3 separate regions of the Mus musculus genome follow, and all the other regions are linked to region 1. Evidence: chromatin contacts called from ENCODE Hi-C or POLR2A ChIA-PET data. All regions are on one chromosome and are shown on one strand. The core of a region is the stretch at or near the end of the contact, and the rest is flanking DNA. Distances in the headings are between cores, read along the strand shown.

What was found. Hi-C counts contacts between places; a loop is a spot of excess contacts on that map. ChIA-PET counts read pairs that join two places held with the same protein, here RNA polymerase II (POLR2A).
Region 2: a loop to region 1 is called in a map of heart, with 5 times the contacts of the local background. The contact joins the promoter of Zfp646 here to the promoter of Fbrs in region 1. A Hi-C loop is called at or near these places in 1 of 37 maps with a recorded cell type or tissue (heart). POLR2A ChIA-PET finds 5 or more read pairs at or near these places in 1 of 5 experiments (Patski).
Region 3: a loop to region 1 is called in a map of heart, with 2.1 times the contacts of the local background. The contact joins the promoter of Orai3 here to the promoter of Fbrs in region 1. A Hi-C loop is called at or near these places in 1 of 37 maps with a recorded cell type or tissue (heart). POLR2A ChIA-PET finds 5 or more read pairs at or near these places in 3 of 5 experiments (Patski and embryonic stem cell).

What each region holds. Positions count from the first base shown.
Region 1 is chr7:127,477,075-127,481,521 of GRCm38, forward strand. It overlaps Fbrs (fibrosin), which reads left to right and starts at 1,884. Exons shown (of 18, transcript NM_010183.2): 1 at 1,884-2,571; 2 at 2,862-3,041; 3 at 3,793-3,828; 4 at 3,915-3,944. The coding sequence starts at 2,125.
Region 2 is chr7:127,875,687-127,880,133 of GRCm38, forward strand. It overlaps Zfp646 (zinc finger protein 646), which reads left to right and starts at 2,015. Exons shown (of 3, transcript NM_172749.4): 1 at 2,015-2,421; 2 at 2,884-4,447. The coding sequence starts at 2,967. It overlaps Zfp668 (zinc finger protein 668), which reads right to left and starts at 1,150. Exons shown (of 3, transcript NM_146259.4): 1 at 361-1,150.
Region 3 is chr7:127,767,605-127,772,051 of GRCm38, forward strand. It overlaps Orai3 (ORAI calcium release-activated calcium modulator 3), which reads left to right and starts at 2,211. Exons shown (of 2, transcript NM_198424.3): 1 at 2,211-2,612. The coding sequence starts at 2,385. It overlaps Fbxl19 (F-box and leucine-rich repeat protein 19), which reads left to right. Exons shown (of 11, transcript NM_172748.2): 10 at 1-59; 11 at 148-1,324. The coding sequence ends at 326.

The DNA of each region.
Region 1 (4,447 bases), core at 634-3,133:
GAATGAAAAGGCCTTGGAACAGGTTAAGGCCTTGAAGATGTTATTTACTCCTCCCAAATGCTGCCATCGCCAACTTAGGACAATCTATCATAGAGAGTCGACCGGCACAAAGTCTGTTAGGGAATTTATCACTATTTTATATCGACAAGAAAACAAGGGTTGTCAAGGAAATGTCCACATTAAAAGAACAGCCAGGGCCAGTGAGATGGCTCCACTGAAAAAGCGCTTGGTACATACATAAGCTTAGTAACCAGAGTTTGATCCCCAAAACCCATGAACATGTTGAAGACTCTACAAAGTTGTCCTCTCGTCTCAACATACATCTAATGGCACTCGCACCCTCACATACATCATGCCCACACACTAATGATACATTAAACAATCAGATCAGAGTGGTACAACCTAAGTGCTGCAGTTGGTGGCACAGTGGCCAGGACCTTCACTCTGGAGCTAGAATCCTGGCAGTTTGTATACAGATACCTTTGGTAAAATGGATCGGAGAGCAAATATTTACCTCGGAACTCATTACCAAGTGAATTAATGTGAGAGAGTACTTCGCACTGGAGTGCAAAGTGTTTATTATTGTTGAGCACAGGAAGGGACGGCCACTGGGAGCTTGGTCTCCGCCCCACCTCTGACTCTCGCGGATCGTGCTTGGGTTTTCTGAGACGCCACGGTAGACAGATCCGCCCAAAGACGGGCAGAAGGCATTAGCGCCATGCGCTTGCGCGAAATACCAACAGGCAAAAAGGCAGCCACTACACACCAGAAAAGCGCACCTAGGACAGCCTAACGCCTACCAGTGGCCTGCTGCCTACCACTCCAGGCACCACCTCCCAGTGCCTCGCACTGTCTCTCAGTAGATGGCCAATAAACAGAGAGCAGGAAGAGGCGGGTGGCCTAAGGAACTGCTCCAAACACCTACTTCGGACCAGTCCAGTCACAAGACCTGGGGAGGGCGGGGCTAACCTGACAACCCAATCCCACATTTGAAGGCTGTTACGTCCGGCACTCCGGCGACTTTGACTCCGCCCTTTGCATTGACGTTTACTTGCCAACCTATAAACGACTGAGCCTCGGAGGGAGGGGGAAGGAGGCGGAGAGAGGAAGGAGGCGTTGGCTGAGGAGGAAGAGGGAGGAGGGGCAGGGAAGTTCTGGTGGAGAAGAGCCGTAGACGCCGAAGAAGACAACAGGAGGATACGGCGGAGTTCCTCACTGTCCAGTGGCCTTTCCGGATCCTTCTAGCTACAAGCCGGTTAGGAACGGAGGAAAGGAGGAAGAGTCTTTTATGTCGGAGGACAGAGAGAGAAGCTCTATCCGTCACCGTTGCCTCACATCCGGGACTTTGGACGGCAGGCTCCGCCCCCTTGCACCTTTCAAGGCTACGGGAGGCGGAGACCTCGTTAAATCTCCTTAAAGGGGTGGGTACCGAACTCGGCCGACTCCAACGCCAGTCTTAAAGGGGACAGCAGAAGCTGACAAACAACTCCTGCTGGAAGAATTGGGGCAAGTGGAGTTTTCCTACCTCCTGCCCCACGCAAGAAGTTCATTAAATTCATCTTAAAGGGGAAGTGACAGCCTGTGAAGGGCTAGAAACTTAGCTACGCTCTCTAAAAAGGGACGACTCGCTGTTTGAAGGCCTCTGGACTCTTTAAAGGGGTGGCCTCTTTCAGCCGGAGGACTTGAGACACTTTTAAAGGGGAAGTCGTGCTTTCCGCCCCTTTTAAAGGGGTGGTCCTTCCTCTTCCTCTGGGAGACTTGCCTCGACCCCTGGCACGGGGCCGCCACCGCACTAGACCAGCCGGACACGGTGGAGTCGTCTTAAAGGGGCCGGGGGCTGGACAATTTGAGGCCTCGCCTTAAAGGGACGGCCGCCCAGTTTTAGTCGTCGCGGCCCCGCCAGCCCTACAGGGGGGGCCTTCAGGCTTGTCGCCCCGGGGGCGGCGCCGGCTCTCTGGGCCTTGGCCTTGGGGCAAGCCAGAGGCCAGCGGATCCTGTTTTAAAGAGGAAGCCGGAGCTCTCCCGTCCCTGTGCAAGCGCCAGCGCCGCGCTCGCGACCCGGGGCCTGTGGACAGGCCGCTTCGGGCCCCGCCGCCTCCGGATGCGGCGCTGAGGGCCGTCACCATGGAGACGGCCGCGGCCCCAGGCCCGGGCTGGGCAGCTGAAGGGGAGCGGCGACGGAGACGCTGCTCGCGGCGAGACCGTGATCGGGAGCAGCGGCGCCGCCGAGGTCCAGGCGGTGACGCGCCCCGGGCCTTGTTGGCCGCCCCGCGAGGCTCTTCATCCTCCTCGTCACCGCCGCCGCCCGCCCGTCCCTGGTCGTCAGCTTCATCTGGAGAGCGGCCTGGGGGCCTACGACGGCGGCGGCCCCGACCCAGGCCTCGACCCCCGAGACCGCGAGCTCGGAAGCGGCCTGCCGGTTCGGGCAGCCGCGGAGAGGAAGAGGACGAGGAGGAAGAGGGGGGCGCAGACGACGGAGAAGCCGAGGAGGAGCCTGAGGAGGAGGAAGAGGAGGAAGACCTGATCGATGGTTTTGCCATCGCTAGCTTTGCCAGCCTTGAGGCCTTGCAGGTGTGCCCTAATGGGATTTGGGGGTCTTTGGGAGGTGGGTCAGAAGGGCAGAGAGAAGGGTATAGCCCTTACAGAGGATGGGGTTGAGGGGGCAGTGGTGACACCCCAAACCAGAGCAACCGGCTCCTCTTGCCGGGTTTCTGCCCCACCCTGGGGTGGGAGGAGGTAGAGCTAGTGTCTGGGGACTACCTAGGTTCCCCTGCTTGAGAGGCACTTGAGTAACTTGGTCACCCTTAGAGAGTTAAGGAGCTTTTCTTTCTCCAACCACATTTCCACCACCTCTTCTACAGAAGGATGCATCTCTTCAGCCCCCAGAACGACTGGAACATCGGCTGAAGCATTCTGGGAAACGGAAGAGGGGGGGCTCCAGTGGGGCCACTGGGGAACCAGGGGACAGCTCAGACCGTGAGCCTGGCCGACCCTCTGGGGATAGGCCCCGTAAATGGCCCAATAAGCGAAGAAGGAAAGAGGTGAGCATGTCCCAGATTCCAGTCCTTCCAATTTGTTCAGTCGGAATATATCATTCCTGTAGACTGACTTCCCACGAGCATCACAACTGCCGATCCCAGCAGTAATCCTAGTGTCTAGGAGCACAGGGGAAGGCAGAACAAATTGGACAGCAGCCCCATCTCCAATCCAGGTCTGAAGGACCTAACTAGAGTCAAACTCACTTGCTTTTGCTTGTGCTATGTATACTACTAACAAGCTGATAATTCAAGAGATACATCAAAGACAGCTGAATTATAAATAAGAGATGTCCTGTCCTTTCCTCTAGCTGGTGGCAGCCTAAGGGGAAAGAAACAGCCAAAAAGCAAGCACCTAGACTAGCTTGAGCAGCTGTGTAAGGCAGTGATCTGGGAGAGATCTAGGCAAAGTGCTACAGAAACCCACATGAGGAAGCCACTCATTCTGTCTGGGGGATGGGCAGAGGGTTGCGGTTAGGGAAAGCCCCCTAGAACGTCTTGGGCCCCAGTGTAGTCAGAAGTTTGCTGAGGAAAGAAGTGAGGAAAAGTTGTTTTGAATACAGTTTTAAGATTTGAGAACCTAGAGTATTAGGAAAATAGTAAGCTGGTTGGTAGCGGAGGTGGAAGTAAACAGAGAAACAAGAGCATGATGGAGAGTAGCTTTTAAGTCCTCTTGAAGGTCTTGCTGGGAGTAGTGGCTTTGTACAGTTGCTTGGTCAGTCAGCCTCCCTTACTTCTGGACTCTGGTCTTTCTCAGGCCTTCTCCCGTCACTCTCTGGAAGCTGGATATATAGTAAGTGTCACCTACCTGTAATGGCCCATCCCTTCCCTGTTGGGTCCCTCTCCTATCCCCTGATGTCTTTCTCTTTATCTTCTCAGTGTGACGCAGAAAGTGATCTGGATGAGAGGGTGAGTGGGGCCAGGAGCTGTTGGGTGGGCACTATTGTGGGGGTTTAAGCAAGCAGCCTGCAGTTTGAACAACTCCCACAAACAATAGACATCCTTCCTAAATGGGAACATGGGGCATATTGAACCAGAATTAAGTTTTGAGGAGGAAGGGAGAGAAGAAAAAGGTATTGGGTTGAGAGGTGAGGCCACAGTGTCCATGTGTTTTTGAAGGGTCAGTTCTCCTTCTAACATGGGGTGGAACTCAGGCCATCAGGCGTCACAAGTGCTTTTACCTGTTGAGCTATCTTGATGACCCTGGGCTTTTTTTTTTTTTTTTTTGGTTTTGTTTTTATTTTTTGGTTGTTGGTTGGTTTTGTTTGATTTGAGGGTTTGTTTGGTTTGTGTTTTGCTTTTAATTTTGTGTGTGGGTATTTTGTCTGCATGTATGCCTGCATATCCTCAGGAACTGGACAGTTGTGAGCCTCCATGTGGGTGGTAGGAGTTGAACCTGGATCTTCTGCAAG
Region 2 (4,447 bases), core at 765-3,264, 400 kb after region 1:
GCAGAACCTCGGACTGGGAGGGGGGGCGCAGCCGCCAAGGACTCGGCGACGAGGCCCTCGCCACTCAGACAAAAGCCCGGAACATGGCGGACTCTAGGACCCCCGGGTCCGCGCCGAGCAGGGCCGGCAGTCGCGTCCGCTGAGCCTGGGCATCCAAAGCACTGACCGGCGGGCACCGGGCGGGTTCTAGGACCTGCTGGGCCCGCAGCCCGCCCGAGGCCGCTCACGGCTCGCCCCGCCCGGGATGCTCGCGCCTGGTCAACTCCGTCCGCTCGGCAGCACACGTGAAGCCGGGAGCACCCCAAACCGCGTCGGGGGCCGCTGCCCGAGCCCCCGCGACTTCCCGCCGGCGTGTCCTACCTGGATCGGTTTTCGCAGGCTCCGCAGCTTTGGCGGCGGTGCCTGGCGCCGACGGAGCTCGGGACAGTCGGAGAGGGGCAGGCGCTAGGACCCGGAGGGAGGGCGGGGAGGGGCCGCCGGGCAGACGGCGGAAGTGGAAGGCCGCCTTCCTTGCTCGGGAGGAAGGAAAAACTTAGGGAAGCAGCCCCGAGCCTGCGGAAGCAGAGAAGTATCTTGCGAAGGGTTTCTGGGTGCTGAGGGGCTGGCACGCCGGGCTGATTGACGGCGGACACCCGCCAAGTCGCCGGAAGCGTCTGCAGGAGCTAGGAGGTGGGACGATGCGGAGAGGGCGCTCGGGCTTTGTGGTGCCCGCGTCCACGTCGAGTCCACATTTCCTCTAACAGCGAGGAAAGGACTCAGCGAGGATCCCTCCACGCCAGCCCTGGGAAGAAGCTTTTATGGAACCTCGTGAAAAGTGTCACCAAAGCGCCGTAGCCGGGGCTGCAGGGTCTTTCCTGTGACCGTACTGCCCGAATAAGCACGCGAAGGGTTTCAGCAGCTCTGGACGGAAGTGTGGCTTAAATCCATCCGAACGCCGCGCCGACCTGCGTGGGCGGAGCCAGAGCTGCGCCCGCAGCGGAGCGTGGGGGCTCACGCTGCCTGGGAGCTCCAGCATTCTGGAAATTGAGGCAGGAGGATTGCTCCGAGCTCGAGGCCGGCCCGGGCTGCAGAGTTAGACCCAGTCTCAAAACAACAAAAAGAAAACAAACAGTCGGGCCCACCCGGAACCTAGCGCCGGAAGCGTGTCCGTGCGGAAACACTGCCCGCGGGAGGGACAGGAAGTGTTCCCAGGCGGAAGTTTCGCGGGGAAGCATTAGCATCTAGGACACTTCCTGGTTCCTGGTAACAATAGGAAGTGTCCGCGGAACTGGGCTAGACTCTGGGTTCATACCAGCTGTCCCTGCTCCCTCTACCTCCTCCTCTCTCCCGCACCTTTCCCTCAGCTACCACTCCCGGGTACCCTGGCTGAGTGTGCGTGTGTATGGGCTCGAGAACTCTCGCACCAGCCACCACTTATGGCTCGCGGCTGCAGTTAGGGTAAGGGTCCCAGTGCGCAGGCGCGCTCCCGTTCACGACCTCCAACGGACGCGCCGGCGGCGGGAACCAGAAGGCACTCCTGGTGCGAGGTAGGGATCTAGAGAAGAAATTGGCAGAAAAGACGAGTGACTCTACAGGAATGTGATGGTGGTTGGTTAGGAAAAGGGGACTCGAGTGAAGGAGTTTTGAGAAGTGAGAATTCTGGGACCAGGCTCAGCTGGTGAGATTAGAAATAGTTGTGCTAGGGTCCCAGGAGACTAGTCAGCCCCGGAGAAAGGCCAGATGATGTGGCAGAAATGAATAGCTGCTGCTGGTTTTGGAATGAAGGTTGCCTCTTGAAGTGAGTTTATGTAAAAAAACGAGGTAACACGGCTTTGGATTTAGTGGTGTAAATGTACTTACAAGCTTATCATAGTGTCGCATGATTCTAGTCCCAGTTTGGGAAGCGAGGGCTACATAGTAAGACCCTGTCTGAAATGCCACCCACCCACCCCAAATACACTTGTGTAACAGCAGTGCTTGGCCCATGGTACTGTCCAGCCTGAGTTGCTATCATAATTTAGAGAAAAAGTAGAAGAGGGAATGAAAAGTGTTGGAGACAGCAAGGTAAGGTAGGTAGGGGATAGAAAAGGCAGAGAATAAAATGAACTTTCAACCTGAAATGGAATGGGATTAAATGTACTTAAAGGAAGTAAAACTAACGCCTAACAGGGAAACAGTGTGATGCTGAAAAGGCCAGGTTCATCCCTAAGAGGGCCTCTACCTTCTACAACACATAGGTGACCACTGAAGCCAGGTTCGTCCCTAAGAGGGCCTCTACCTTCTACAACACATAGGTGACCACTGAAGAAAGCAGCTGCTCTGCCATTCTTTTCAGACCACTCGGTTTAGCTGAAGAGTGAAGAAAGAAAGGTTGCACGTCTGTGTAAGGCCTGCCCAACAGTCGTGGCTGTCTCCTTCAATCTCAACTCTCAGGAGTCTGAGGTAGGAAAATTCATAAGTGTGAAACTAGTTTGGGCGACTGAGGGAATCCCAGAGCAGCTTGAACTTTACAGTGAGCTGAGACCATATCTCAAAAGCAAATAGTTCTGGTTCGTTGTTACAAAAACAAACACACACCTCATAGATTTTTGTTAGGTTGTCAGAATGATAGAGTGCACAGTCTGAAGATCAATAAGATCCATTATATATAACCTAAAAAACAAAATCAGTCTGTCTAGGCTCCAGATTTTATTTTCCTTATTTCTCTCAGGCTCTAGAGATGACTTAAACCTGGGGGAACATTTCTAGGAGTTTGTGCATAGCGAGGCTTTCTGAACCTCCAGACCTAAGAGAGAGCGGGTCCCTTGGCATGGATGTTTGGGGAACCTCTTTGCGACTTGCTTTAGTAACCAAGAAACAAAACTGACTCGATCCTTCCTTCTGACTACTGTCCCCCCTTTCTAGGCCTCAGCCCTTCTGCAGAGAGAATGCTGCTGCCACCTGTCTGTCCCTCCTGAGCCTCCAGGGGTTTTCTACCGCTTTGCCTCATGGAGGACATGCCCCTCTCATTCAGTTGCTCTGACTGTCAGCGCCACTTTCCTAACCTCCCAGAACTGGCACGGCATCGAGAACTGCGCCATTCATCTGCTAAGCAGGACGGGGAGGAAGCCGATGGCATCCCTCACCCCTATGGCAGTCACCCGGAGAACTTGGCCAACCATCAGAGGAACCATGAGACTCTTTTTTTCCCCTGTACCACCTGTGGCAAGGATTTTTCTAATCGCTTGGCCCTCCAGAGCCATATGAGGACTCATGCTCCTGAGAGCCACCGAAGGCACGGGCCTCCACATGCCATGGAAACCGCTCCACACCTTGGGAGTGAGACCATGGCTACTGACTCCTGGGGTCAGAGGCTTGGATCTGGGGAAGGCTGGGAAAATCAGACGAAGTTGGTACGAGAGACACATGACTGGGAATCTGGAGCTGACCCCAGGGCAGCGTCAGGGACGTGGGAAGATCCACCTACCAAACAAAGACAAGGCTTAGAAATGCAGCCAGATTCTAAAGGAGGTACGGCGGACTGGGTGCCCGCCGTCAGTTCCGAAGGAGCATCACCACTCCCCACTCCAGCGAGCAACCTTCTTAGCAATTTGGAACAGTATTTGGCTGAATCAGTAGTGAACTTCACAGAGGCCCAGGAGCCCACTGAGCCTCTTCCTACTGAGGGGGAGCGAAAGTACAGGTGCAGTGAGTGCGGGAAGACCTATAAGCATGCCGGGAGCCTCACCAACCACCGCCAGAGTCACACTCTGGGCATCTACCCTTGTTCCATCTGTTTCAAGGAGTTCTCTAACCTCATGGCCCTGAAGAACCACTCGAGACTCCATGCCCAGTATCGGCCTTACCACTGTCCTCACTGCCCCCGTGCCTTTCGGCTCCCCAGGGATCTGCTGGAACATCAGCAGTCCCATGAGGGGCTAAAGCAGGAACAACCATGGGAAGACAAAGAGATGCCTACCACAAATGGACACGCAGATGAGAGGAGTTGGGGTCAGCTATCTAAAACAGGGATGTTGAATGGTTCTGGGGAGCTCAGCTCTTCTGGACAGCTAGAAGATGGCGGCTCAGAGGAATATCGACCTTTCTGTTGTGGAGACTGTGGCCGTACCTACCGTCATGCAGGTAGTCTCATCAACCATCGAAAAAGCCACCAAACAGGTATCTACCCCTGTTCCATTTGTTCCAAGCAGCTATTCAATGCAGCTGCTCTGAAAAACCATATTCGTGCTCATCATAGACCCCGGCAAGGAGCTGGGGAAGGTGGTCAGTCATCAGTGTCCTCAACTGCTCTTACGTCAGCCGAGAATACTCCAAAAGTGGACGAGGTCCCCACTGCCAGCCTGGACCATCGTCCCTATAAGTGTAATGAGTGTGGTCGGGCTTACCGCCACAGAGGGAGCCTGGTGAACCACCGCCACAGCCACCGGACAGGAGAGTACCAGTGTTCACTTTGTCCTCGAAAATACCC
Region 3 (4,447 bases), core at 961-3,460, 290 kb after region 1:
CCTCCTCACGGCTCCTACTTCCCCTCTTCGAGAAACACTGGTGCACCTCAATCTCGCTGGTAAGTGCGATCCCCCGTGTGAAGTCCCTGTCTACCGTGTGCTACCTCCTTAGCTGTCTAATCTCAACTGCTGCTGCCCCTTACGCAGGGTGCCACCGCCTCACGGACCACTGCCTTCCACTGTTCCGTCGATGCCCACGTCTTCGCCGCCTGGACCTACGCTCCTGCCGCCAGCTCTCACCTGAAGCTTGTGCCCGGTTGGCGGCTGCTGGGCCCCCTGGCCCCTTTCGCTGCCCAGAAGAGAAACTGCTTCTCAAGGACAGCTAGTTGGGTGCCGATGCCCCCTTCCCTTCCCTTCCCCAGGACTCAGCCAGAGAACCTGGACCTCTTGCCTTCATTTCACCCCCTGTTGGGAGGCCAGGTTATTTTCTTCATGACTTGGCACTCCTCAGTTTAATGACTTGGGATTCCTGCCCAGGGACTTGAGCCAGCCTTCCCTCTCTCCCACCTGCACTGATATCTCTGGGGGTCTTTGCTTCCCATCTCTCCCTTTCACCTGCTTCATTGTCCATCCCCTCTGGGGAGTGGGTCAAGAGGTACTGGGGAGGTGCTGAGCCAAAGGGATGGTGGGAGGGAGGGGCGGTGAAGGTGCAAGTCTGGAGTAGGGAAAATGAGGTGACATGGTATCTTGTACACAGGATACTGGGGGCTGGGGGAGGCGATGGATGGGTGTGGGGAGGGCAGAAATCAGACCAACAAGGGTTCAGGGAACAAAGACCAGTTGGGTGGGATGGGGGGCCAAAAAGGGAAAACAGAGGAGCAATTGGGGATCCGAGTGTCAAGACAGGGGGCGCTACAAGCCAGGTAATGCCAGGACTGGGGGCTGGGAGAGGAGCAGATGTGGGGATAGTACCCTCTGCGTAGGGTTGCCTCTCTCCCCTTCCCTCTACCCAGATTTCAGTTTTCCCCGACCTTGACTCCTTGAACGTCACTGAAAATGGCAGCTATTGCAAGGAGTAGGGGCCGCGGGTCTACCTGCTGTTAAGCTCGGTGGCCCAGGGGAGTGGTGAGGGGTAGCCCAGACCCCTGCCTGGCTCTCTACACAATACTTGAACATTCATCTGTACTGAAGTGTTACTTGAACCGGGGGAATCTCGGACTTGGGGGAGTGTGATGTGAGGGGACCAGCTTGACCGAGACTGGGCTATGGGTACCCAGTTTGGACTGTCCCACCCCTAGCTCTCTTGCATTACTGTCTTGAACAGCTCCACCCTTCACTTGAGTTGGGGTGGGGAAATGTCAGCTTAAAGATGGGCAAGATGGGACTCCTCCAGTTTGGCTCTTCCCATTCTTTCATCGTCATGGAAACTCGTGTCCCATTTGCCCAGGGAACTGCCACTCCTGGTTGCCATGGAAATAGCAGCCAATGGACACCTCCGGAAATCAGTGCTAAGACTGGAAACGGTCCCTCTTAGTTGCTGTGGGAACTTAGTAACAGACTCTTGGCACCTCCCCTCTTCCCACCCCTTTCCTTCTTCCAGTGTGGGGGTGGGGTCTCAAGAGCCTGAGGGAGGAGTCAGGTCTAGGTCCCACTCAACTTAGGCCAGGGGGAACTGGATTGTACTACATGGGGGTGGGGGGAGGGGAATCTATCCACATACCTCAGGTAACAGGAAGGTGCGCGGGTTGGGGGCGGGGGCTGGGCGGACCAAAGGCAGGAGGGGGGGCCTGGGGTTGGAGAAAGGCTTGACGGTGGGGCCGCTTGCGGGAGGGGAGGAGGCACCCCGGCGAGGGACAAGTGGGGCACCCAGCCGGGCTGGACCCCTAACCCCACAAGTCTGTACAATAAGGTTTGCTATAAAACTCAGAATCTAGCCGGGGCCGCTGACTTTTTGTGTCTGTCTGCGGTGTCGAGTCTGAGTGGTGGGTAGGGATGGTGGAAGGGGCTCCTTTGGTCTCTGGGAGGAAAATGGGCTTAATTTTCCTGAGATGACTGCTCAAAGAGGAGTGTGGAAGTCTGGACACCTGTGAATGTCCAGGTACATACACTGGGTGGTCTGAGGCCAGCAAAGTCCCAGCAAAAGCTGAGGCTGAGCATTCACGTCGTGGCCTGGGTTAGAGGGTCCCTTGAGATCTCTGCCCGTGGGCAGACTGCAGGGGTTCGTCTCACGGCTCCACCCAATCATGTGGTCACCGGGCTCCGCCCCTGCCCCAGTTCCTGTTTCGGCCCCTGGGCCTTCTAGACGCGTCCGTAACTGTTCCCGCTGGGTCTGCCTTGCCACCCAGGATGGGGTCCCACCCGCGCTTGGGCCGTCCCTTCTTGGGGATACAAGGCGCCTCGGCCCCTCCTTGACCATCTGCGCTTGTGGTGTAACTGCTCTCAGGATGAAGGGCGGCGAGGGGGACACGGGCGAACAGGCCCCGCTGAACCCGGAGGTGGACAGCCCCGCGGGCTCAGCCACGTACCGGGAGTTCGTGCACCGCGGCTACCTGGACCTTATGGGGGCCAGTCAGCACTCTCTGCGGGCGCTCAGCTGGCGCCGCCTCTACCTCAGCCGGGCTAAGCTCAAAGCCTCCAGCCGCACATCTGCTCTGCTGTCGGGCTTCGCCATGGTGAGGGGTGGGAGGGGGTACACGGGGTGGGTAAAGCACGTGGTGGGAGAAGTCAAGAAAATGGGTCCCCAGTACTGGACTGAATAAAAGGGTTTCTTTAGGATAAAAGAAGGAGCTAAGTCCCAAGGGACTGGAAAAACCCTTTATGTCGGGCACAGCTCTAGGAATATAAACAGACTGAAGATCGGTCCCAGAAATGCCGTGGAAGAAGGGAGTAAAGAGGTCAGCAGATGCAGACTGGTGGGGGGAAAGTCTGAAGTGGCTTAGTTACCAAGTCCTCGAGAGTTGAAAGGCAGTCAAAGCTGAATGAGAGCCTATATCAACCAGATCGGGGAAGGGGGATAGTGTATGTGAGAGTCATTTGACTGAAGGGCCCACCTCTCAGAAGGCACAGAGAATTGCCGGGAAAACTAAGAAACCATGAGGAAGCTGCTGGGGAAGGAAGCTGATCAGGGAGCTAGCAGATAAGTCTGATAAACTGCAGGTGTGGGAGGATAATGTCAGCTAACGGTCCCAGCAGTGGCCCCGGGAAGTGGAACTGAAGATTCCAGAGTGTGGCCTGCAGATGTGTCCTGGTTCCTCCCTACTTAGGGCCAGCTGTGCGGCCCCAAGTCGACATCCACTCCAGTTGCCATCTTTAGGAAGTTGTGACATCATAGAAGGTGCTGTCTCTGTGGTCTGCCAAGCTTTTGTCCAGGAGGATGTGGGATTCTTATGGAGACCCCCTAGAACTAGGTGTGTTAGAACAAGCTCCGCTTAGCAAAGGAGGCTCTTCTAGAACAGTGTGCTATCTAGACTACATGGAAGCTGCTGTTTAGACAAGGATGCTCCGCAGGGTATGGGTGTGGAGTGAAGCTCTGCTAGTTTCAGTTTTCTTCACACTTGGGGGGAGGGCACCCTTCATAATGTACCCTTGTGTAAATAGGCCTTGGAGGGAGCTAAGGTGAGGGCATATAAAAGTAACTTAGGTCAATACCTCCCTTTTTTCTGCAACCTCAATATCAGGACGAAAGAATCTGTAATCTTAAAGGTTGCTCTTGCTCTGTTGCTTGTAAGGGGCCCAGATTTCCCCCAAACAGCCCCATAGTTCCTGAGGACATTTGACTGAAAGGAATCAGCACCACAGAAAGAAGGGCACAGCAGCTTGTGTTTGAACCACGTGGCTCCGCCTGCTTCTAAAGGAACAGTACAGTGTGCAGCAGAAGTTGCAGAGCAGATCGTTGTGGTGTCAGTGTGAGAGGGCTTTCTCTGAGGAGCAGTAGGCTGAATGTGTAGGTTCTAGGACCGCCCCCAGTCCTGACAAAGAACCCTGGGTTGGACCCTGGGAGACACCAGAATTAAGCCTGGCCCAGATCCCTGTTTGTGAACACACCTGCCTACTATCTGCGGTGGCCCAATTCCCCAAAATACTCAGTTTTATTTTTGTAAGTACCACTGTATCCCTGCACCACAGTAATCTCGGGATCTGTAAGAAATGGGCCGGGCGTGGTGGCGCACGCCTCTAATCCCAGCACTCAGGAGGCAGAGGCAGGCGGGTTTCTGAGTTCGAGGCCAGCCTGGTCTACAGAGTGAGTTCCAGGACAGCCAGGGCTACACAGAGAAACCCTGTCTCCAAAAACCAACAAACAGAAATGGGAGATATCTTCCTAAACCCAGGTGGCCTGAAGTTAAAACATACAAATCATATTCACAGGCTGTGAATCTAGCCTAGTTCTAGTTGGTAGAGTATTTGCCTACCATTCAGGAAATCCTAGGTTCAATTTCCATTTAAACAACAACAAACATGGTATAGCGTATAGCACACCTATAATCCCAGCACTTGAGGTAATAAAAAA